Linked DNA regions of Mus musculus: regions 1, 2, 3, 5 and 6 are each linked to region 4. A link is a loop called in an ENCODE intact Hi-C map of the cell type or tissue named here. Cell type or tissue: heart. All regions are shown on one strand. Region 1 overlaps Gm29185 (a long non-coding RNA gene). Region 2 overlaps 6030407O03Rik (RIKEN cDNA 6030407O03 gene). Region 3 overlaps 6030407O03Rik (RIKEN cDNA 6030407O03 gene). Region 4 overlaps Igfbp5 (insulin-like growth factor binding protein 5). Region 5 has its middle 13 kb from the start of C530043A13Rik. Region 6 holds the start of Gm29183 (a long non-coding RNA gene).

Region 1 (4,000 bases), 410 kb after region 4:
ATTCATTACCCCAGGGACAATGCCAGAAGGAGATCAGCTCCTGAGAGAACTGTGTGGGTGGAACCAGAGAGCAAGAGTTGAGAGTGGGACAAAGGACTGGAGTTACAGCTTGAAGAAACTGGGGTCTGCATTTAGAAAGATAAGAAGACAGAAGAGGTTCTCATTTAAAAAAAACAGGACATGTCTGCCAGAGACACAGGGCTCCTTCATTCAATGTAAACTCAGAAAAATAACACACTGTATTCACACATATAAAACATATGCATTTCTTTTTAAAAAAAAAATGAAAACAAAACAAAGCAAATCAACCAACCAAACTCCAAACAACCTGGAGGCCATTGGTCTAAGACCTCAGAGTGATGATAACTTATAAAACCTCGGGATGGAGAGTGTGTCTCTTAATTATTTCAATTGACTATATGAAATTACTCATACATTCATTGTCTCCAAAGAGATAATCAGAAAAATGCTAACAAAAGGACACCTTTGCACTGTTTTTGATGCTGCAAGAGACTCTGCTGCTATTAAATAATGTTTTTCTGAGCCCCAGCTTAAGTCTATCTCTCGGTCTCTATCACCTATGCACCATCTTTAGAGAAAAGAGTATCTTCTCCATGATTACGGTATCATGAGTCCTTTTTTTCCCCTTTATGATATTAAATGTAACTGTTAAAAAATGAAATGAAAGAAAACCCAAGTCTTCATTCCTAGATGTGATTTCCATTCTCCAGAGCCACATTCTTGACTGATTTTTTTTTCCCTGATTCACATTTGGCTGAGCTAACATGATTGGCTCTTTTGAATTTGGAAAGATACTTCTTCACTGACCCCAATAATCTGTTTGTTGATTTTACTCAAACTAATCTATTGACTGAATTTCTTGCCCTTGTTTTCAAGTGGAAAGCTAATTATACAGCCTATGTCTGTGTTATAAGAGGTTTGTAAGTGTACGTTCATTAGCTTGAGACCAGTTTTCTAGAAAGCTTGTGAGGTTACAGCACTTCAAGGGCAGAGAAAAGGAATAGCTTGGGTGATGCCCAGTGTAAATGTCAGATTTGAGAGACTCTTGTGGCCAAAAGAGTCTCCCTGACTATGAGGCTTCCCAAAGGCAGATGTGAAAGGCTCCCATCTGTCTAACCCCCTGTTGATCTCTACTACCCTGTTGTCCACAGCACCTTTTTAAACTTGCAGCTTAAATACTACCCTACTTTTTCTTAGAACTATGGGGATGGACCTTACTCCATTTCATTATTTTTCAAGTAGTATGTGAAAGTTATGCATACTACATTATGCATACTAATTTATGCACAACCTACATTAGCATAACCTACACATGCCAACTGAGTGTGTGTTTCATGGTCAGCTTTGAACATCATCCATGATTACAGAGTGTCTCTGACTCAGACTTGAAGACCTACTACTTATGTGGCTGTCTACTGCTATCAAATTCAGGGCAATGCCAACACCAAGCCTTGCTTTGTGCTTCAGGTGCTCTGGAGAGTGAGACCCATATGGTGGTCTAGTGCCCTCTTGTGGATTTCAAACTGAGCGTTCTGAGCTTTGGCGTTACTAGTAGGATCACAGATTTCAAAATGCTGCTACAAAGCACAAAAATAATGCTTGCCTTCTTCCATTAAGAACAGGACAATGCTCTTATAGAGCTTACCCAGTGGTGGTAAATTCATTGTACTCTGAGCCACTAAGGGACCTTTGGAGTGTGCAGATCAGTTGAGTGTAGGAGTTTAATAGGACCTTTGGACTCTCCATACACAGTATAAGCCAAATCAATGTTCAAAACCTCTCCCCCAACTTGACAATAACCCCCATTTTGTCTATTCACTGTTGTCTGAACTTACGCATTCACCGGCTCCCAGTCTGACTCTGTTCCAAGTAATTTCACATATTTAATCTGAAAGCAAGAAAATTAGAGTAATAGGACAAGTGATCTCAAAAGCTGAAAATAATTCTCATGGGAGCAAATCCTAAATGGCTCCAGTGAACCACAGATGGATGCTGGAGATGTTGGTCTACCATAAAGAATAGTGTATTGGTGATCAGCATTGTATGACAGTGGGGCTTCTGGTCCCTTGTTAGTCAAGAAAAAATGGACTGGTTGGGGTGTGTAAATAGTCCAGTACATTGGAATATGTTATTTTTGATAAAATTACTAAACTTTTAGGGGGTTCACAAGTTTATCTGAGAACATCTTTCTGGTGCTGATCAAATAGCTCTAGTGTTAAGTCATCTCGGGTATTCAATTCAGAACCTTTCTGGTGCATTTTACATTCATAACTATCATAGCCACCTCCAGGAAATCATAATGTGTGTGTGTGTGTGTGTGTGTGTGTGTGTGTGTGTGCGTGTGTGTCTATGTGTACACATATGTGTGAAGTTGCATGGCTCATGCAAACCCATTTTGATAACTTTTCAGCTTCTGCCTTTCTAGATTGTAATAGGACCATTGGCATAATCCATCTTCCCTTGTATTATTGTCTGTTAACTGCTTTTCATTACAGCAAACCTCTTATACCTCCATGCCTAGCTGCATCTAGAGTCAGCTCACAGAATGGAGAGCTGTGTGCATTTGCTTAATTCTGATCCTGTGACATACAGTGACCATATAATCACCTTTACTAAAACCCACTACTCACAGCACTGAGAAATGAATTAAAAAAAAAATTGAGACGAGCATTCATTAAAAGTAAGAGTGATGGCTTCTTACTCCCTAGTTATAGGGACAGTGACATTGGTTTCAACTTTAGCTGGTAACAAGGCAGTGGAGATGACACATATGACTTTCCAGTTTGATACTACTCTTTTCAAGAAGTGGAATGATGTCAAAGTTACGGAATGACTTGGGTTTTCCTCACACTTTTTCAGTGCTATGATCTCTTTCCTTTGGGAACTCTAACATAAACCTTGGAAGGAAACAGCTATCCCAGCACAACTCATGCGGACCCAAACTAATCTAAGTCTTGAGACCTCTTAGCCTTGATTGCTGTTTGGACTTACTGTTTTCCATAGGATGCTCTGCCTCCTCATAAAAAGCTACACCACGCTTCGTCCCTTCAGACTGAGGTGGGCTGGAGAAGACAGTCTCCTTTGGTAAAAGTTGATTCATCCTTACAAGGCTAACGCTTGGACTTAAGGAAATGCTGGTTTGGATTTTTGCTCACTTTCCTCTCAGTGACTTGCCTACCTGCGTCTTGGCAGAAGAATCAATAGCCCATGACCTGGAGCTCCGATGACAGCCCTTAGCTATAACAGAAGAATTCTAACTGCATTGGCTCTCCCTGGGAAAGTCACACAGGATGGTCACCAACCTGTGAAATCAGCCACCCACCTGGTCAGGGAACCATTTCACAGCCACAGGAACTCCAGCCCTGTCAGCTGTGCCATATGGGAAGCAGAGAGTGTTTTTCTCCATACGGCTCTGTCACACATTAATAGGAGGCATTTGCTCTCTGTCTCAGCCAAATGCCTGGACTTTCTTGAAACACATGAGAAGATGAACTTGGCGTGACATGCGAGGGAACTGGATATGAACTCTGTAAAATGAATCAAAGCACAAATAATTTCGTACCATACCATTCCTGCCTCGCTGGAGAGATGTGGAATGATGGTTTCTTAAAAGAGAAAAATATGTTGAAGTTTTGGAGAGGGCATAGATGGTCTTGTGCATAGTCACAAAACGCAAAGTGTTTAAACAGTCTTAGGAATCAACCCTGAACACACACTCCACATCCCCTCCACCCCCATCCCCATCCCCACAGACCCTCATTTTTCACGTGGAAACTGAACTTTAAAGAGATATGGCGATTTGTTGGGCAGCACTCAGGTTGTTGCAGCCCAGTCCTTTCTTTCTGTTCTTTCCCATGATGCTCCCCTTACAATGTATCTGCCACATGTCATTGATGAGGGGTGAGAGTTATGCTTATATATGGGTATAAGTATTTAGAATACAGCTAGAAATTGTGTTGATTTGGGGAAGTGGCTATCA
Region 2 (4,000 bases), 870 kb after region 4:
CGGTGAATTTGCTTCTTTTTGTTCTAGAGCTTTTAAGTGTGCTGTCAATCTGCTAGTGTATGCTCTCTCCAGTTTCTTTTTGGAGGCACTCAAGGCTATGAGTTTTCCTCTTAGGACTGCTTTCATTGTGTCCCATAAGTTTGGGTATGTTGTGGCTTCATTTTCATTAAACTCTAAAAAAGTCTTTAATTTCTTTCTTCCTTTCTTTCTTCCTTTCTTTCTTCCTTTCTTTCTTTCTTCCTTTCTTTCTTTCTTTCTTTCTTTCTTTCTTTCTTCCTTTCTTTCTTTCTTTCTTTCTTTCTTTCTTTCTTTCTTTCTTTCTTTCGTTCTTCCTTGATCAAGTTATCATTGACTAGAGTGTTGTTCAGCTTCCACATGTATGTGGACTTTCTATTATTTATATTGTTATTGAAGATCAGTCTTAGTCCATGGTGATCTGATAGGATGAATGGATTATTTCAATATTTTTATATCTTTTGAGGCCTGCTTTGTGACAGATTATATGGTCAATTTTGGAGAAGATACCATGAGAAGCAGAGAAAAAGGTATATACTTTTGTTTTAAGATAAAATGTTCTATAGATGTCTGTGAGATGCATTTGTTTCATAACTTCTGTTAGTTTCACTGTGTCTCTGTTTAGTTTCTGTTTACAGGATCTGTCCATTGATGAGAGTGGGGTGTTGAAGTCTCCCAGTATTATTGTGTGAGGTGTAATGTGTGCTTTGAGCTTTAGTAGAGTTTCTTTTATGAATGTCGATGCCCTTGCATTTGGAGCATAAATGTTCAAAATTGAGAGTTCATCTTGGTAGATTTTACCTTTGATAAGTATGAAGTGTCCCTCCTTGTCTTTTTTGATAACTTTAGGTTGAAAGTCAATTTTATTCGGTATTAGAATTGGATACTCCAACTTGTTTCTTGGGACCATTTACTTGGAAAATTGTTTTCTGGCCTTTTACTCTGAGGTAATATCTGTCTTTGTCCCTGAGGTGGGTTTGCTGTAACCAGTCTGTTAGTCTATGTCTTTTTATTGGGGAATTGAGTGAATTGATATTAAGAGAGATTAAGGAAAAATAATTGATGCTTCCTGTTATTTTTGTTGTTAGAGTTGGGATTATGTTCATGTTGCTGAAACATTACTTTCTTGCTTTTTCTAGGGATTAGTTTCCCTCCTTGTATTGGAGTTTTCCCTTTTTATCCCTTGAAGGGCTGGATTTGTGGAAAGATATTGTGTAAATTTGGTTCTGTCATAGAATACTTTGGTTTCTCCATCTATGGTAATTGAGATTTTTTGCTGGGTATAGTAGCCTGGGCTGGCATTTGTGTTCTCTTAGGGTCTGTATGACATCTGCCCAGGATCTTCTGGCTTTCATAGTCTCTGGTGAGAAGTCTGGTATAATTCTAATAGGTCTGCCTTTATATGTTGACCTTTTTCCCTTACTGCTCTTAATATTCTTTCTTTGTTGTTTGCATTTGGTGTTTTGATTATTATGTGATGGGAGGTATTTCTTTTCTGGTCCAGTCTATTTGGAGTTCTGTGGGCTTCTTGTATGTTCATGCGCATCTCTTTCTTTAGGTTGGGGAAGTTTCCTTCTATAATTTATTCACTGGCCCTTTAAGTTGAATATCCTCCTTCTCATCTAAATCTATTATCCTTAGGTTTGGTCTTCTCATTGTGTCCTGAATTTCCTGGATGTTTTGGGTTAGGATCTTTTTGCATTTTGCATTTTCATTGATTGTTGTATCAATGTTTTCTATGGAATCTTCTGCACCTGAGATTCTCTCTTCTATCTCTTGTATTCTGTTGGTGATGCTCACATCTATGGCTCCTGATTTCTTTCCTAGGTTTTCTATCTCCAGAGTTGTCTCCCTTTATGATTTATTTATTGTTTCTACTTCCATTTTTAGATCTTGGGTGGTTTTGTTCAATTCCTTCACCTGTTTGATTATATTTTCCTGTAATTCTATAAGGGATTTTTGTGTTTCCTCTTTCTGGACTTCTACCTGGTTATCTGTATTCTCCTATAATTCTTTAAGGGATTTTTGTGTTCCCTCTTTAAGGGATTCTACCTGTTTAGCTGTGTTCTCCTGTATTTCTTTAAGGGAGTTATTTATGTCCTTCTTAAAATTCTCTACCAGCATCATGAGATATAATTTTAAATCCAAATCTTGTTTTTCTGGTGTGTTGGGGTATCCAGGACTCACTGTGGTGGGAGTACTGGGTTCTGATGATGCCAAGTAGTCTTGGTTTCTGTTGGTAAGATTCTTGTATTTGCCTTTCACCATCTGGTAATCTCTAGTGTTAGATGTTCTTGCTGCCTCTGGCTGGAGCTTGTTCCTCTTGTGAGTCTGTAAGCTTGTGTCAGCACTCCTGGAAGACCAGCTCTCTCCTGGCAAGCCCAGTGCACAAAGGGCTGTGGAATAGCCCCACCTGCTGGGTGCAGATGGAGGACCTTAGGACCCTGTCCCAGCTGCTCTGCCCACTTCTGCATCCTGTGCACTCCTCAGTGGTCCTGCCTTAGAGAGTCACCAGAGAGAAAAATGGTGATCTCACCTGAGTTCTGGGGTCAGAGCACTCCCTGGAGGCAAGTTCTCCCCTGGCAGGGAAGGTGCACAGAGGACTGCAGAACATCCCCACCTCCTGGGTACAGATGTAGGCCCACAGGACCCTATCCCAGCTGCTCTGCTGCTTTTGCATCCTGTGCGTTCCTGAGTGGTCCTACCTTAGAGAGTCACCAGAGAGAAAATGGTGATCTCACCTAAGTTCTGGAGTCAGAGCATTCCCTGGAGGCAAGCTCTCCCCTGGCAGGGACTCCAGTGTTTTTCTCTATGTTCCTTCCCCCTTTCCTCCCTCCTCCCTCTCCTCCTTCAGAAAGTGATCACCTCCCACTCCCTGGTCTTTCTCCACATTCAGCTCTAGTCTCAGCATTCTTAGATATGTGAGTGGCCTCTCTCCAGTTCTCCCCAGTTGAGAAAGCCAGATCAAGCTTTCAGAAGTCATTCCATTCTGCAGGCATCAATCTCTACCTGGCTTCCTTGGGGTGACTCTTACACAATCTTCTGCATCTCCCCTAAGAGCCTCCAGAGGGGTCCTAAGACCCACAGTTCAGATGAGGGTCATAGCATGGCTCCCTACTTCTTTAGGATGGCCTTCTGGCTCACCTGTCATGGATAGTGCCCATCAGCAGCCAGTTCCACTTGTCTCCTGACCTGTCAGGGAGTCTATGGTCATGAGAGCTGGATGGTCCATGGTGTAAGACAATGTAAGCTCCTCTTCCCACTCTAGTCCTCTCTCTCTCTCTCTCTCTCTCTCTCTCTCTCATGGTAGCGAATAGCATTTGGATTTAAGACTGAGGAAGGCCTAGGATATGTTTGTTTGACCTTTGTATAGAGACATTGTGCAAGACATATTTCTTATTCTTCTAGTAATCACTTACTGAGTGCCTATGATGTGCCTGGCTGTGTGGAGCAGGGCTAGGGATTCCAGGATGGCCTGATGGGGCATAGAGTGATGGGGCATGAACATTCAAATGGTGACAGAATTGCTAACTATGTATCATGAACTGTGCAAAGAGATGTAAGAGGTCTGAGAGAGAGGACAACAGCTATGCAATGTTCTAAGGCTGAGACTTCAAAGTCAGAAAAAATAGAAAGCATTGTTCTCCATCTAGCACCAGAACCAATTCACGCACCAGACATTGTGTAAAAAGCAATCTTGTTTCGTCCTGACAAGGGATGAGTTTTACCTCTTGTATCTGTAAATGAACTCCCTACCCCTGAACAGGATGCCTGGTCTGTGGTATACAACCCAGCAGCTCTGCCTTGTGTAGGGTCAATAATTGGTCCCTGGTCTCTGTGACTGCATGGTTTGGCAATTATATGGTTAATTTGAGTGTGTCCTCATGGAATTGAAGTTTTCATAATGGCAGAAGAAAAGATTCAACTTACCTACCCTCATTCTTCAAATGCTAGTACACTGCTCAGCAGGGCTCAAGTCTAACCA
Region 3 (4,000 bases), 750 kb after region 4:
TACTTTAAGAAGTTTTGCATAGTTTGCTTTGCTCTCTGTATTGCTCAATTACACTTCATTCTTCCTATCCAGGGCTCGAGAGTTTTGATTCTTTCTTAGTTCTGTTCTTTTTTGCTGTTTCTTAGCACAGAATTTTCTCCTCTTACCTTTGTTAGTTCTTTTCCTGTGTTCTCTTCTTCTGGTTCCCTTTATAATCCTAGATCTTTGAATTGTGAGCTAAGGTTGTTGAGCTATTTCTTATTGGGTTTGGTTTCTCCTCAGATCACTGCTGTAATTATACACCAGAAATTCTGGTGGGAACCTTTTCATTCTGTCATTGCCGTAAGAAATCCTGCAATTTCTGCTCATGCTTCCTTGCAATGGTTGTTAGACAAAGAAATGCTGCATTTGGTAATTTTCAGGTTGGAGCATTAGAAACAATTTTTTCTCACTAACAATATTTCCCAGTACTTACCAAATTCTTATGCCCCAGAAAAATTCAGTTGGCATCTTAACCTCAAGGTGATAACACTCAGGGAGGAAGCCTTTAGAGGATTATTAGGTTGCTAAGGCTCTACCCATATAGAAGAGGCTGCCAGAAAGATAGCTAGTGCTTGGCGCCATGTAAAGATACAGCCAAGGAGGGGAACCCTCACAATGCATTCGATTCAGTAGCACCTCCGTCTGGACTTAGCCATCTCCATGGCTGTGAGAATGTCATTTCACATGCTTTTAACCTACTCAGACGACAGTGTTTTGCTTTGTTTAAACCTGAACACTCTAAGACATGTGGTCAGTTTTTAGTGGTCAGTTTTTTGTTAGGGCTCTAGTTAGATTCAACAAATTGTTCCCAATAGAAGACTACCCTAGAGTCTTGAGCCCTGCAGAGGGACCATAAGTACAGCCTTCTCCAGGGTCTGTATGTGGGAAGCTCCTTATATCCTCGTTTCCTTTTGTTTTGGGATGCACTATGAAGAAGCTTCATTTTCTTTCCCCTGCAGCACATTTGGTCCTTTTTTTTCCCCCCATGGAGATCTGGGTTTCTGTTGTCGTTTCTCTTTTAGTATTTCCTAGTCCAGTCTTGGGCATCACCATGCCAGGCTTTTTTTTTTTTAAAGTGTACTGTGAATCCTTAAAGATGGGGCTTCAGATCCTCATTTCCTGATAGAAATTCACTGTAGCCTGTAGTTTTAGGTACGTGTTATTTCTCATTGTGTGTTTTCTGCTTTAGACACTTCTGGGACTGATGTCTAGCACGTGGTCTCCATATGACTTTTGTTCCCACCTTTGCTTTATCTCCATTCTGTTAACCTCTCTCATGCTCCTCATATCCAATAATATTTGGGGTCTTTTGGGTACTAAGATAGCATTTATTTTTATTTATCTTATTTATTTTTTCCTTCTATTGCTTTCCAGAGTTTATTCAATTCTTATTGCACATTTTTCTTGAGTATATAAGGATGTTGTGGGATATTTTTGTTCTGAGCTTTGCAACTAATGATTTAAAGTTTTTGTTTCATATTTTCAAATGCTGCTTTTAGACACTGATTCAGCCAGGATACATGTTAAAGTTTTCTCCTGCTTTCTGTGTGTGACCCAGGTTGGAGTATTTTCACTTCCTGGATGGCTTTGATGCTCCAATTTTGTCTTCTTAGTGACTCTGTAAGGATGCTGACGGCCATTTTCTGTGTACCTGTAAGAATTTAACACAAATGAATGTCAGCACAGCTGTCCAGCTAGGTGCCTGAAACATTTCCTGGTTCAAGAGTGCCCTCTTCTGGGGTGAAAACGTTGCTTTTCTTTTATTGAGGGCACCTAGGGCAGGGTGGAGGGGGTGGTGGCAGCCAGTCTTCCAATTTTGAGATTCGCTTTTGTTTGATAGGACACTTCTTTATTGTTCTTCACTAAGAAGCCCCCAACTGCACCTCTGTCACATGACCTCCTCTCTCACATAATTGGTGCCTTTCTCATATGACAGTCCAGCTCCACACACAGCCAGGTTCTCTTGTTCCATACCCTAAACCCAGAGCTCTTGGGTGACCAGGTCCCAACATATTACTTTTCATTCTGGTGTGAAACTTCATTTTCCAAGATTCAGTTTATCTGAAGTTTTGCCACAGTACGGTGATGTCTCCATACCTCTCTTTAGCTTTCTATCCAGAGTTCTACCTACACATTCTGAAGCCATGAGACCTGAAGTACATGTTTCTATTTGCATGTTATCTGAAGTTACTGTTAATTGTATTGTAATATGAGTGTATGTATTTTGAGGGGAGAGGAAAGGGGGCAAATGAATATCTGGAAGTCTATTTTTGATTCAAAGGATTCTTGAAACTGTTTTGAACACAAGAAAGAGTAACATTTAGAATTAGTAACTAATAAAGCCTACAGCTGTGTCCTTTGGTGTCCAGCCAGTTTTATCCTTAATATTTCAAGTCTCCCTGAGTCCATCATTTAACTCCTCCAGACACCCATTTTCTCCCTTAGTAAAAGAACACTTGTATCTTTCAGGTAAGGCAGCAGAACCCAGTCTTCTGTTTTCAACAATCTTTGCCTCTGCTTTCCACCTCGTGCATACAAAGGAAATTAGCTTGCATTCATAACTCGATAAGAAAATATTGAAAGAAAACATGCCCTGTCTTAACATGGTCTCAGGAAAATGTAAATATCGACTCTCATGCCAAGCCTTTTAAAGAAGACTGGGGTCTCTGTTGGTTCTGTTTGCAGCCTTTAACCAGTGAGAGTTCAGTTAAGAGTTGCCACTCCTCTGCACTGGATTTCTTTTATAAGGTCAGCATGTTCCCTTTCAGACTCCCAATACTCACCAAGTCCAAGGAGATATCCATGGCTTTGACCTCCTCCCCTCTTTTCCATGCCCCTCCCAGCTCAGGGTCCAACCTTAAAAACAACTCCCACTCTACTGAAATATCTCCTTCCTAGAGGAGACCATAATTTAAAATAAAACAGTAAAGAGTCGGGAGAACTTCAGAGCTAAATGTGAAAGCACTCAGGGTCACTATAACCATCCTTGCTTAATAATGTATATTTACATTAAATCCTTCGTTCTCATGTGGCTAAAGGAGTGGCTGAAAACACAATACCACAGACGATTAATTCCACAAGGTCTTTCACCAGTTTTGGCAATGCATTTGCTTTGCATTGAAAGGGCACTTGCCCAGTGTTAAACAGATCCATGTTTCTAGTGGTCAAAGGAACTCACACCTTCTTGAGGCATCAAGGTTGGGAGACCAAGCTGCTCTTTCAGCCACCTGTTCAGGACTCCCAGCACTTCAGCATCCACCAAGTTGAGCGCATACAGGCTTCCTTTAGGAGCATCCCGGCTCCAGGGCTATTTATTTCCAAACTACAGCCATCCAGTTGCTTGCAGGCTCTCCATTCTCCGCATTTGCATCTGGAATGCTGGGTGAAGCAGTGCCAGGTCAGCATAAACCTAGAGACACAGACATAGAGATGAACACATCTGGCAGAGTGGTGGAAGAAAGATGTGCTGAAATGACTAAGAAATGAGAGGCAAAAAATACCAGATCTGTAAGCCACCGGGATGCCCAAATATGGTGGTTCCCTTACCTACACTCATCACCCCCACCAGTCCAAGTTCAATCCAGATTCCTGATCCCATCCAGTTTTCTCTAGCTACCTGTTGCCCTGGAAGATGGGCCAACACCAAAATTCAGATAGGGTGCTTTTTTTCCTCTGGCTTAGCTGCCACAGACCGGACTCAGTGGGCCCTCCTCAATCCCAGTCTATGGGAATCAGAGTCTTGGACAGATGGGCATAGAGTCGGCGAGAGAGCGTGTTGAATCTGAGTGTCATTTGTCAAATCGAGCATCAAACTTTTTATACAGAAGAATAACAAGAAACCAGGCGAACACATCCACTAAGTTACAGTGACACAAAACAAAAGGAATGTATACATCAAAAGATGGCGGGGACCAGGCTGCGTTTACCACTTAGAATGGAGCCAGGTGTAATGCTAGTCTATTGTTAAACCACTACCAGG
Region 4 (4,000 bases):
GAAGCCCCTGAGACTCACTTGTTCGGATTCCTGTCTCATCTCAGGTGCAGGGATGACTCTGGGGTGGGCAGTGTTCTCTGCACCCCCCACAAACTTGGACTGGGTCAGCTTCTTTCTGCGGTCCTTCTTCACAGCCTCAGCCTTCAGCTCGGAAATGCGAGTGTGCTTGGGCCGGAAGACCTTGGGGGAGTAGGTCTCTTCAGCCATCTCGGAGGTGGTGGGTTCCTCGTGTTCCCGAGAGTCTCTCTCTGTGGGGAGAAGGAGGCGGAGAATCAGCTTCTGGGGCCAGAGAGCAGTGTCTAGAGACCAGAACTGGGAGGACTCGGGTCAGAGGAGTCATGGAGACTCAGAGAGATCCAATGATGAGGTCTAAGAAAGCAAGAGGGGGCGGGGAAAAGACATCATGGTGGGGGGTGTATTCTTGACTACACCTCACTAGTACACATGGGCAGGCTAGAGAAGGAGACAGGACAAGGCTCAAAGCAGGTGAAGGTTATGTAAATCAGTTTGCTCAGGAGAGATGAAGTGGCTGGAGACAGAAGGTTAAGCAGTCAGGGCTTGGAGAGCTGGGCCAAGGGAAGAAAGCAGGGCACAGTCCAGACATAGGCAAGAACAGCCAAGTGTGTCCGTCCGCTTAAAGAGGTCTTTGTACTTTCAGAACAGCTGGGCTGAGGGGTGACAGATGTTTGGACCTGGGTGTCCAGGGACAGGAGCAGTAGAGGGGGCAGGGGGACTGTGGTGAGGGCTGGGAGATGGGAGAGGCAGAAATGTGGGCCCCGGAGAGGAACAAATGGAAGCAGATGGAAGACAGAGGCCTCATCCTCTTACAGTGGCTCCCAACTGGCCTTGTGCTGTGCTCTGGACCCTTGGAGGCTGGGCATTCCTCAGCCCTGTCTGAGAGGGGCTGACAGCTGGCTGGGGCCAGACCAGTTATCCATAGGAGCAACTTGGTGACTATACTTGGTGACAGTCTATACTTAACTGACTTAGGACCTTTAGAAAAAAGAAGTAGGACTTTGTTCATGTGTCTCTTACTCTCTCAACGCCACCTGCCTAGCCCATCTCAGCACATATTTCCAGTAAGGTCTTTTCTCATAGGTGCCCCCGGTCTCCTCTCAGCCCCCGACCTTGCAACCTTCATGAGTGGGGAGACCTTAGATGGCTGTCTCCATGCTTCAGATGACCCACAAGACCAAACGCAGGGTCAGAAAGGGGTGGAGGACTGGGCTCCATCACCTTTCCTAATTAAATGTTCAAAAAGGAGAGGGAGGGCTTTGTGATATCTCAAATTAATTAAGCAGGGTGAAGGAAAACCCACCGGTCCTCAGATACCTCAGATATGATGGTAGCTGCATATCTCAGATGTGAAAGATAAGGGAGAGAATCCAACAAAGTCGAGGCGAGGGAAAGAGAAGAAGACTTTGTGGAATGTCTCCAAGCTCCCAGCCCAAATGAAGATCTGGTGTGAGTGCGGGGAGGCATGTGGAGATTAGGCCTCACCTGGTTAGAAGAACAAACGGCACCACACACCCAGCATCTGCTCCTCTAGGGCGTGTCAAGCTTAATGAACTAGATGTTGGCTCCTACTAGGAGGAAGCCTCTAGGGGTTTTCATTAATCCTGATTGGTAATGGGCTTGGGCGAGTAGTCACAAGAAAGGAAGGGGAGGGGTGGGAGTACCTGTCAGTGTTGGGGCGGGCTCTCCCTGAGTCAAACTCTCTGTGGGGATATCAGCCCTCCCCCTGCACCCCCTCCCCCCCCCCCCAGTGCCTGACTCTACGGTATCAGAACCTGCCGGGATGCCAAATCCCAGGCTGCCTGTCCAAAGAGGAATCTCTCTAGGGGTTAATAGACCGTATTTGGGGTGAACCCAGTTTTTTGGGTTGTGGACTTGGAGGACAGGATGCAGGAGGAGGCATGTCTAGTTTGGGGGTTCTGTGCAGATAGAAGAGTAGAGTCTGATGTTTTTCCTTAAGGAACTTTTGCAAACTCTGGGACTCACTAAGCAAAGTCTAGGCTCCTGGGAGTGTCTCCTCTCCCCTAATTTTCAGTCGTCTTGCTTGTGAAGAACAGGCTTAAAATTTTCATTTGCCTCCCAGTTCTTGGTGTTGCTTCCTGAAGGACACACCAGGACCTAGGCTTTTAGAAACAAGCAGGGCTATACCTCTAGGTGGCCAGTAGGTGGCGCAGGAGACCAAAGGCGCTCAATTTGTGCACATTTCCAGGGAAGATGAAGGTTAAAAGCTGGCACTTGGCTGTCTCCCCCTCCTACTAGTTTGGGAATCCCATCAATCCTTTCCCCCTCTTTGTGTGCTTGCAGCATGCATTAAGAAGGTGCGGGGGGGGGGGAGGACGACAAAGGAGCACTGTGCAGGAGTGGAGGACTGCGCGAGCAAGTCTTAGTTGTGTGTGGCAGAGTGTTGCTTCTTTATAGTGACTAGAAAGAGAAGAGAAACACATCCCAACACCCTCCTCCCTCTAGATGCTGCTGGGAAGGTTTCTGCAGAGGATGAGAAACGTGGGGTGCTTTTTGGTTAAGGTTTTTCATTGCAGCAATAAAGACCCTAAGACAGGGGTGTTATATTCTGGTATTTCCTCTGATGTATGTTGTGCTACGGCTCCAGCTTTGTAATGTGCCTACTCTGTCACAGGAATGTTGATCTATTCATCCCCCCCTTCCCATGACTTAGGACCATGGGTACATCAGCGTCTCCCTGGGAACAGGCACAGCTTTATGGCTGCTGAGACACCCCAGGAAGGGCAGCATTGCACACAGCACTACAGCACCATGCACACACCTTACCCAAGCTCAACCTCTCTAAGCACACAGTCTGGCTGCCGATGCTTTCCTGTAGACGTCTGGCTCTTTACCAACATATGAAGACGTGTTCTTAGGATGCCTTCCCATCCAACCTTGCTTCCTAGTCCTTCTAATAGATGAATCCAATGGGACCTGTTGCTACTGGAACTATTACTTTCCACCCTGGGCTTCTTGTCATTCTGGCACCATGAATAATAGCCTGATCCTGGGCTGCTATTGGATGCTGGCTTGACCTGTCCTCACAAACAGAAGTCTGGGGGAGACTTATCTGTGATGATTTCTCTTCCATCAGAAAACCAGCTAAGCTTGGAGTTCATGGCCCAATAGGCCACTTACAATCTGCAAAGAGAAGTTCAGCCGAGAAGTAGTTCTGTGATATAAATGGGGCAACTTATAGCTTAACGGATGCTGGGGTGGGGGGTGGGGTGGGGGAGGCCATCTGAGTCATGCCCCTGCCTCAGAGCATGATTACTTTGCCACAGGAAGGTGAAGAGACAAGCAGTCCATGAAGAAGGTGCCCCTGGTGTGTGAGGTTTCTGTTTGGCTGAGGCTGTGCCATCCAGAAGCCAATGTGGCATTTAAATGAACAAATACATAATAATAATAATAATAATAATAATAATAATAATAATAATAATAATGATAATACACCCAGAGGTCCTCATTTCCAGTTCTCCCCAGCCACACGTTGGCTGCTACTGGGCTGGACAGTACAGATATAGAACACTTTCATCATCACTGTAAGTTCCACTAGATAGCACTGGCCCAAGACATCCATCAGGACAAAAATAGTCAGCTAGATGCTCTGCCCATTCCGTGTCCTGTCTTGTTTCCCAGCCAACAGGCAGCCTCCTGCTCTTTGCTGCAGTGCTAGGCTTGGGGGAGAATCAGAATCTGGCTGCTCATTGTCCCCCCCTCCCCAATCCACCCAAATGTAAGCTGTGTTTCAGACTCCCCAAGTCTCACTGCTTTCCAGCTGCAGATGGGTGCTATTTAGCTCAGCTGCCCTGTGTGGGTGCATTTGCATATAGAGAGAAAGAGGAGGGGCTCTGGGTAGAGGCTGTGGAGTGTCCCCTGGCCTTCCTACTGGCTCACAGCAGCATCTGCCTGGCCCCAGGCTCACTCCTGAAGATCCCATTTTCTTTTTCACTGTGGTCAGCAATAGAGGGAGTGTCCAGGG
Region 5 (4,000 bases), 650 kb after region 4:
GCGACATTTTGAAATGGGAGAAATAGGCAGGGCATTAAGGCAGGAGTAAAATGAAAACATTCAGACCCCATAGTTGCCCTGGCCACATCCCAAACGACACAAGGACTCTGAGTACCCCTAGCTCAATACATTCTGATCTTGCAATTTACAGAGATTTGGTCACAAAGACATGAAGTGAGGTCTTTGTCATAGTGTGGCAGGAAACAAAACACACGTGGGACTTTCCTCAGAGCAAACTAGAATCACCCTTCCATCTGCAGCCTTTGTGCCAAGGGTGATAAACAGGGATGGAGAAAGGAATCAGGTCATCTAGATGAAAGGATGTGTAGCTGATGGCTCAATTAGTCCCTCCTGGATGGGAATGAATTCATTCCTGGGACTATCGTCTAAGACTTCGGAATGGGTAATTCCAAGTAACAGCAAAAGAACACGTGTTTGATACTTGTTTTGTTGCTGGGTCAAAATACTCAACAGAAGCAAATTAATAAAGGAAAGGTTGATTTTGGCTCAAAGTCCCTGGATCTAGCCCATCATGATGGGGAAGTCAAGGCAGCAGGAGCCTAAGGTTGGTGGTTGCCAGTACTGCATTCATTATCATAAATGAGAAGGCTTACCCTCAGGTGGAATTCTTCTATTTAGTGTAGGATCCTAGTCCATAGAATGGTAAGTACCTTGCATCTTCCCACCTCAATAACCTAATCTAAATAATCCCTCGCTCTCTCACAGGCCCAGGGACTTGTTCCTATTGTGGTTCTAAATTCCAACAAGTTGTCAGTCAAGATTAAGTATCACAAAGTGCTTCTTAAGCACAAAGATGTAGCCATGATTTTAATACCTTCATTGTGTTATCTTCTCTGCCAGCCTTAAGCAGAAAAGATGCCATTGATATATAATGCCACAGTTCAAATAACTCAGGGACAGATGTGAAGTTGGTGGGCTTAACCACGTGTCTGTGACACAAGGCGAGGCAGCTGGATCTTTCTGGATCTTCACTTCCTTGGGTGCTTGGATCTGACACATCTAAGTTTCTCAGGCATGAATACCAGAAGTGAAAATAGGTGTAAGCAAAAGACTCCCTGGAGTTCTGGAAATATAGTTCAGCAGATCTATAAGGTTCCTGCTTCACCTACTCAGATCTTCATCTTAAGCCTACATTCTTTGAGCATTCATCTGCTTAGCTCCCTGCAGTGAAGATACAAGGAAACAGAGATTGGCGGTGCATTCTGACCCAACTGGAAGACACAAAGATGGCCATCCTCCATCCATGGCTTCCAAGCCAAGAGATATGACTCAAAGGGGCTTACCATACAGAGTTGACTGTGAGGCAAAGACACAAGACTATGAGCCTGCAATTCCCCAGAGAGAAGTCAGAGCCAAGGAGCTCAGAAACAGGACCATGTGCGAACTGTGCATAGCGTTAAACACTGTCACTCCACCCACTATTAAATGTGGCTCAGTGAAAGTGAGTTAGTTCTTCCCCCTGCTCCAGGGAGCAGTAAAAGACACGATGGATGGATTCTGCTCCTTCATTGGCTGACACATCACGGTAGAGAAGAGTCTGCTTGTCCCTTCTTCATCTGGATGGGGTTCCTGACTGGAACAACTGAGAAACAGAACCAATCAGAAAAACTTTGCCAAGGACTTTCCTCCAAAAAACAGTACAGGACTGCATGGTTCTGCCTTTAATATCTCACACATAGGATAGACTTTGTTTCTTTCATGCAGTATTGATCTGAGTGATCCTACCCAGCCACCTCCTTGGTTGGCACTGAGGGCCACGAAAAAGTTCTCTCCCATAAGAAGCCATGTTGTCCCGGAAGATGAAGTGAGAGTCTACAGCCCAGAAGCCGGTCTCCACTGCTGGTGAAAAGACAGGGCCTGTTCTAGACTTTCCCAAGGCTGACTCAAGAGAAACACAAATGCTGTGAATCACTCCATGTGGAGGGAGGCGATGAAAGGTCTGTAGAGCCAAGGGGGAAAAGAGATCCAGGAAAAGATTTCAGAGATAAAGAGAACGGGTCCTCAGCCAGGCAGCTTGGGGAGAAGAGGGAAAGGGAGGCTCTTCAACAGATGTTTTATTAACTCGCTGCTGAGCAGGAGCGAGCCAGCTGTGGCCTTCTGAGGAACTTTTTCCATCACAGACCCTTGGCGTCGAAAAAAGAATAAAGTTGAAAACGGATGGCACCAGATTGTGTCCATGATTTATCAGTTTAATCTTGTCACCACGAATCAAAGAAACCCATTCAAGGAGGCAACAGCAAAGCAAAGAAATGGATTCGATATGAATCAGTTATTTGCGGTCAATCTGGGAAGTTTCTTTGGAGTATTAAAAATAAAATAAAATAAAATAAAATAAAACCCAAGGAGAAAGGCAATCCAGTGGTTTCTCGTGGCAAACTTTCAGGGGATAAAGAATTTAATTTGGGTTAAGTTTGGAGCTCAGTGGTAGCCTGCATGTGTGAAGGCCCTGGGTTCAATTCCCAGCAGCACACAAAAGTGATAATTTAACAAAGCACAGAGCACCGTGTTCTAAGGATGAAACACTGTCACAAATTAAACAGGATAAAATCCCCAGGCCAGGGGCGGTCCTCAGAGAATGTTCAGGACAGTTGTGGAGATGCCCTGACTCCCTTGACTGTGGTTTTCCTGTCCTTCTGGAAGCAGTAGGACCAGAAGATAGAAGTCAGAACAAATTTCCTTTGTGTTTCTCCTTTATAGATTATATCCCTGTGTTCCTATCTCAGGGTCTTTGCACTTGCTGTTCTGAAACCCTGCGGGTATCTGCTCCTTGTCTGGCTGGTTCCTTTCCCTGCTTTCGGTGCTCACTGCAATGTCCTCTCCATGTCGGTTTTCCTGGGGGGCAGTGAGGGGGGGTGCTCACCTCACCGAAAGACATCCCCTTTATCTCCAGTCTCCTGTATATTTACATAATAGTAATACTTGAATTATCAAAATCTTGATCGTCAGATTATCAGAGAAAAATCACAAAAGGGGAAAGGAAAACCGAAAGAACTCTAGATACAAATGACAGATAAGTAAAGAATTGCTGTATGACCCTGGAGATTCCTTTGTTCTGACGTCTATCTTCTGAACTTACTGCTTCCAGAAGGACAGGAGAAGCATCACAGGAGTCAGAGCATCCCCACAGCTGTAGTGAATGGTCTCTGAGGAAGGCCTCCTGGCCTGGGGATTCTATCCCGATTAAATTGTTATTGTGATTACAAGTATTTCATCCTTTAGAATACTGTGCTCTGTGCTTTGTTAAATTAACTCTTGGGAAATTATGTGGCACCCAGTGCCTATGTTAGAAAAATAGGGTACTGGTTTCAAGGCAATTATGCTAGCTCCATCTTTGAGCAACTTGAACAGAGCTGAGAGATGTCTTCCTGGGAGGGAGCACAGGCACAGGACTGCCTTTGAATTCCCTGGAACTACATAAGAAAGGAGGCTATGACCACACGTGCCTATAACCCCTTTGTCAGGGGGCAGAGATAGGAAGACACCAGGAGCACACTAGCCAGCCTGCCGAGCTGACATGGGGAACTTCCTGTTCAGTGAGAGACTCTGTCTCCAAGGAATATGGTGGAGAGTGACAGAGTAAGACACCAGACATCTTCCTTTGACTTTGTATGCGCATATATGGGCTCATCTGCATACACACACACACACACACACACACACACACTCACATGCACATGCATAACATTTATAAGCAAAAGCTAAAAGAAGAAATGAAAAATATAACAGTAAATTTAAGTCAAAGTCCAAAACAGAAGGAAATGATAGAGATTTTGAACAAAGATTAAGAAAATGGTAAGACAACATTTGTGTGTGTATGTGTGTGTGTGTTCTATGATTCTATATAAGCATTACATTTCTGAAAGAATGTAAAAGACCCACCTTGAAGTCCCAGCTTCATACACATAGTAGGTGCACTATGAAATAGATGCTAGAGGGAAATACATGCTGTAGACAAATCAGCTACCCCTTTTAAAGGGGA
Region 6 (4,000 bases), 960 kb after region 4:
CAGAAAGCTGAGACCTCTCTAGCTGGGAAGGCTCCCGCCAAGGCTGGTCTGTTCCCAGGGCCTTGTCCCGGTGAACAGGACACTGTAACCAGAAAGAGACCTGGGCTCTTATCCCAGGCTAGTCACCAAACAGCTGTGGGGTCTTGAATAAGTCTCTGACCTCTGCCAGGTGTCGGCTCCCTCAGCTTCCTGAGACACCAGCAGTCCTGTGGGGCATCTGGCAGACAAGTGAGGATATGGGCCTGCAGGCACAGCCAGCTTCCTGCCTGGAGGACGCTGGGATGGACAGATGAGTAGCAGAGGGACATGCTGCCCCTGCTTTCTGGGAAAATCTCGAAAGCAAAATTTCCACCTCGGCTTCTCACACATTCCTAATCTTAAGAAGGCAGGACCTCCCTTTCCATAGAGAGAGAGAGAGATTCATGCCGGAACAGTGAGGTGGGTGTACACAACCCATGTTCTACTGAACTGTGTAGTCTTAGACTCAGCTTTTCCAGCCCTTGGTTTTTCCACCTGTAAGATGGGAATGTTTATCGTTTCACCTGGTTGGAGGTGCCTCCTGTCTAGAGTCTACACAGTCCTCAAAATAAAATAAAATAAAATAAAATAAAATAAAATAAAATAAAATAAAATAAAAGGTAGCTACAGATGTTCTAGGCCATCCTGGTCTTCAAGCTCTCTTTACCTTGCTTACTCTCTCCCTGAGTATTCCTCTCCTTTGGCCTCTGCTTAGAAAAGGAGTGAGTGACATTCCTGAATCTCTGTGGAAGACAGACTCAGGGTTCAGTGTTGCCTTCAAACTTAGGGCCTATGTATGAATGGGTGCTGGAAAGACCTAGCTAAAAGAACAGGGCCCCCTGGGAGACGAACTGTGCCCCCAGCATCTGGCAGATAACAGGGAGGTTTTGGAGCCCTATGGAGCACACAGGGGGAGCACACACGGGTGATGCTCCCCCATCATCTGAACCGATCATCACATGAGAGGTGTGGTTTGACCTCGCTGCCCTGAGCTTAGATGGGGGTAAAGTTGTACCTCATAGAGAGACGAACAATGGCAACGCAGACAGTAGCCTATATTCCTAGTTAGAATCCTAGAGTGAGTACCTCTCATCCTTCAAAGCTTTGTTCTTCAATCAGCTAACCTGTAATTGGAAGGAAACAGTCCAAACATAAACATAGGGAAGGTTACCATTCCAAGCCTTTTCAGACCATAAGGCCCCAACGCCTTCACTTTACTGATGGAAAACGTGCTTTCTGGAGAGAAGAGACGTGCCATGGTTGTGCAGGTAGGAATCTAGTAAAACAGAGTCCTCCCCATCAACCCTAGGGGAAAGTCAATCACGGATGGGGGAGGAGGGTGGGGATGTCTCATGTTCCTTAATCGGCTAGAGCAGTCCGTCCACTCTCAAAGCTGGCTCAAGAAGCAGATAAGAATGGATCTTAAAAACCATTTACACTAGCTCACCCTCCTGTAGACCTTATCCCTTCGGCTGCTGGGCCCATGGAACAGAGGTGAGAGTTGAGAAGCTCTCTGAGTACGCCGGAGGGCAGGGAGCATTCTGTCAGCACAGGGGCCCAGAGTGCCAGTCTAATCCATGCCATTCAGACAGGCAAGGCTGTGCCTAAGCAGCTTTGGTTTTAAAAGATTAAGAGCCAAGCACTGGAGAGGAAAGAAACGGTACGGAGGCAGCAGTTCCACCGACAGTACCACACTGCCCTCTGGTGGTCGGATGAGAGAAGGCATAGAGGCTGGATGGGTCACACTAAGACCCTTGTGTGAACCACAGGGTTTCTTCCATTTCTCCTACCTCCACGTGGCCAAACCTTTTCTAAGGTGAAACAGAAATATGGGGAGTTACGGAGGGCTACTTCCACCCTCAGAAACTAATTCTGTCTTCAAGCAACACAGACCTGGCACCAAACACCACCCCCACCCCATGGAGTCGGGACTCCATGTCTGTCGCTCTGCATCGTGCCAGCCTTTGCGTCTCTAGTTTCCCATTCCAAAGCCAGTGCTTAGAACCCAGAGCACTCAGGGTCCTGCATGACTCACTTCGCCTTCTCTGCACTAGAATAAGATGGCACATCATAACTTGGGGACATTTTTCAGTCCTCAAGGACAGCCCCAGGCTGACGGAAACACATCCTGCCTGAGTACGCTCCTCATCTCAGGGATGAGCCCAAGGCCCTTGAGCTTCCAGAAGCATTGAGCATCGGCTCCACAGCAACCTAGGAAAGAGACAGCAAAGGCCAGTATCTGTTCCCTGAACCTTGAGTGTGTTCACCCCGCCCCCTGGCAACAGACCCTCTCCCCCCCCCCCCCGCCACGCCCCAATGGCCTGCCCTTTCCATGCTGTGTAGTTCAGAGCAGCGCCTCCTGCAGATGGCTGACCAGCTTCCATGCATGGGCTCAGGTCGGTCCATAGTTTCATGACCCCCTGTGCAGACTCAGGAGCTGCTGCAGCTGGCAGGAGCATGTGACAAGAGCGATTCACACACCATCACCCTGACCAGCTTTCTCTCTCTTCTTCTCTCAGCCATCACAAAAGTCTCAACACACCGCAGCATTGTTCCCAGGGTGAAGAGGGGCTGGACTCCAAAGGGAGCTGGGAAGACAGAGCCTGGAAAGGGATGGTTTGCCAGGCAGCGTAGGCACCCCAGGCCGGCCAAGCCCACTTCCTGCCTGACTCCGGCTCCAGAGCTCAAGTTTACTATGTCTCCATCCCAGAAAACCCACTTGGGCTTGGACTACTGGCCTCTCTCATTTTCTACTTTCTGCCTGGGCCTGCATCGCTCTGAAAACTGTGCACTCGCTACTTCCTTTTTCTTCTCCAGTGCATTCCTCTTTAAAGACTATAAGATAAAGCAAAGTCCTGCAAACGTTGCCTTTAGGGACACACGTCCTCGCTCTTCTGTTCCCTACAGCTAACCAAACAGAACTCAGACAAGCAGCTGTGCTGGGTAGGAGGCAAGGCCCTGCCTGGTGGGGGTGATGGTGGTTGAAAGAGAAGCTGAGGGTGTCTTGTTGAGGATGACAGAGGCACAATGACAACGTTGGTACAGTGAAGAATTGGGGACACTCCTCCCGTTCTCTCGAGTCCATGATTATGAAGATTTTCAACTGTGGATTGTTGAGAATAAATCTCTAGTTAAATCAACACTGGGGAGCAGGGAGGCCTTGGGAGGCCAGGGGTGGGGGGCGTTCATTCACTGGAGAAGCCACACACGCTCCTTGTCTAGAGCAGGCGGGGGCTGGCAAGTCCATCTGCACCTGTGCAAAACAGCTCAGCTCCTTAGAAAGCTCTTTGGATATCAGCTCAAAACTCATACCCCCAGCACCAAACTGTAAAAGGGGCCAGCCTTCTCCACCCTCCCTAGTGTACGAGGCCTTTATGTGTAGTCTAGACGTTTTGATCTTATGTTACAACTGACTTAGATTAAATGTGATGCCATGCCATTATCAAGTCTAAGCTTCAAGGGGCTTCTCACCCCCACCCCCAACCCCACCCCAGCTCAAACCCCTTAAAAAGATGAATAAACAAGGAAAACTGGTTCTTCCTAGCCTCTGCCACCTGAGAGCAGGTAAGGCCAGACCACCTGGCAACTGACTGCTGAGAGCTAAGGAAGGAACCCCAACCCAGGGCTGTAGAACCCCCCAGCTGAGCCCATCCAGATTGCCAGCTCTAAGTCAGACTCACAGGCTAAACAGAAGACTATTGCTTTTGTCAGTAAGTTTGTGGGTATTTACCTATGCAGACAGAGGGAAGTGATACATCCCAGCCCAGCCCACTACAGCTGTGCTGGATACAAAAGAGTCTTGCCCCTCCTGTGTGGGGATGTAATTCTCTTTGCCTCTAATCATCAGCATGGCTCCAGGAGAGGTCACTCAGCCTAGCCCCCTCCTGGCAGGAAAGTCATGCACCCAGGCAGCCTTTACCACTCTCCACCACTTAGTGCCTGCCCACGAGCAATATCAGAAGTATCAGAAGAGCCAGTGTTA

Evidence for each region. A loop is a pair of places that touch in the nucleus more often than their neighbours do. Peaks named below come from ENCODE experiments on the same cell type or tissue, not always from the same donor. Only the 100,000 strongest peaks of a DNase experiment are listed, where the experiment ranks them.
Region 1: a loop joins it to region 4, with 5 times the contacts of the local background. A loop is called at or near these places in 29 of 42 quality-filtered maps.
Region 2: it touches region 4 in a loop (11-fold over the local background); 5 of 42 quality-filtered maps call a loop at or near these places.
Region 3: it touches region 4 in a loop (9-fold over the local background); 18 of 42 quality-filtered maps call a loop at or near these places.
Region 5: a loop joins it to region 4, with 2.1 times the contacts of the local background. A loop is called at or near these places in 3 of 42 quality-filtered maps.
Region 6: it touches region 4 in a loop (8-fold over the local background); 36 of 42 quality-filtered maps call a loop at or near these places.

What each region holds. Positions count from the first base shown.
Region 1 is chr1:73,273,168-73,277,167 of GRCm38, forward strand. All of the region lies in intron 3 of Gm29185 (a long non-coding RNA gene), which reads left to right. Among named protein-coding and RNA genes, the nearest start is that of Gm31344, 89 kb to the right of the region's middle. In heart, a CTCF peak has its summit at 1,534 (motif pointing left); no DNase peak of the experiment used is centred here.
Region 2 is chr1:73,734,854-73,738,853 of GRCm38, forward strand. All of the region lies in intron 6 of 6030407O03Rik (RIKEN cDNA 6030407O03 gene), which reads right to left. Among named protein-coding and RNA genes, the nearest start is that of Gm29183, 90 kb to the right of the region's middle. In heart, a CTCF peak has its summit at 2,437 (motif pointing left); a DNase peak (open chromatin) is centred at 2,448.
Region 3 is chr1:73,616,995-73,620,994 of GRCm38, forward strand. It overlaps 6030407O03Rik (RIKEN cDNA 6030407O03 gene), which reads right to left. Exons shown (of 9, transcript NR_045311.1): 8 at 3,202-3,430; 9 at 1,387-1,672. Among named protein-coding and RNA genes, the nearest start is that of C530043A13Rik, 89 kb to the left of the region's middle. In heart, a CTCF peak has its summit at 1,750 (motif pointing left); no DNase peak of the experiment used is centred here; H3K27ac peaks cover 335 bases.
Region 4 is chr1:72,863,833-72,867,832 of GRCm38, forward strand. It overlaps Igfbp5 (insulin-like growth factor binding protein 5), which reads right to left. Exons shown (of 4, transcript NM_010518.2): 2 at 19-248. Among named protein-coding and RNA genes, the nearest start is that of Igfbp5, 9.0 kb to the right of the region's middle. In heart, a CTCF peak has its summit at 2,168 (motif pointing right); no DNase peak of the experiment used is centred here; H3K27ac peaks cover 727 bases.
Region 5 is chr1:73,514,621-73,518,620 of GRCm38, forward strand. No RefSeq gene overlaps it. Among named protein-coding and RNA genes, the nearest start is that of C530043A13Rik, 13 kb to the right of the region's middle. In heart, no CTCF peak of the experiment used is centred here; DNase peaks (open chromatin) are centred at 1,351 and 2,021.
Region 6 is chr1:73,824,783-73,828,782 of GRCm38, forward strand. The region is part of intron 6 of 6030407O03Rik (RIKEN cDNA 6030407O03 gene); the gene reads right to left. Gm29183 (a long non-coding RNA gene) reads right to left here and starts at 2,299. Exons shown (of 6, transcript XR_001778996.1): 1 at 1,105-2,299. In heart, a CTCF peak has its summit at 1,729 (motif pointing left); a DNase peak (open chromatin) is centred at 1,719; H3K4me3 peaks cover 297 bases; H3K27ac peaks cover 2,101 bases; H3K27me3 peaks cover 441 bases.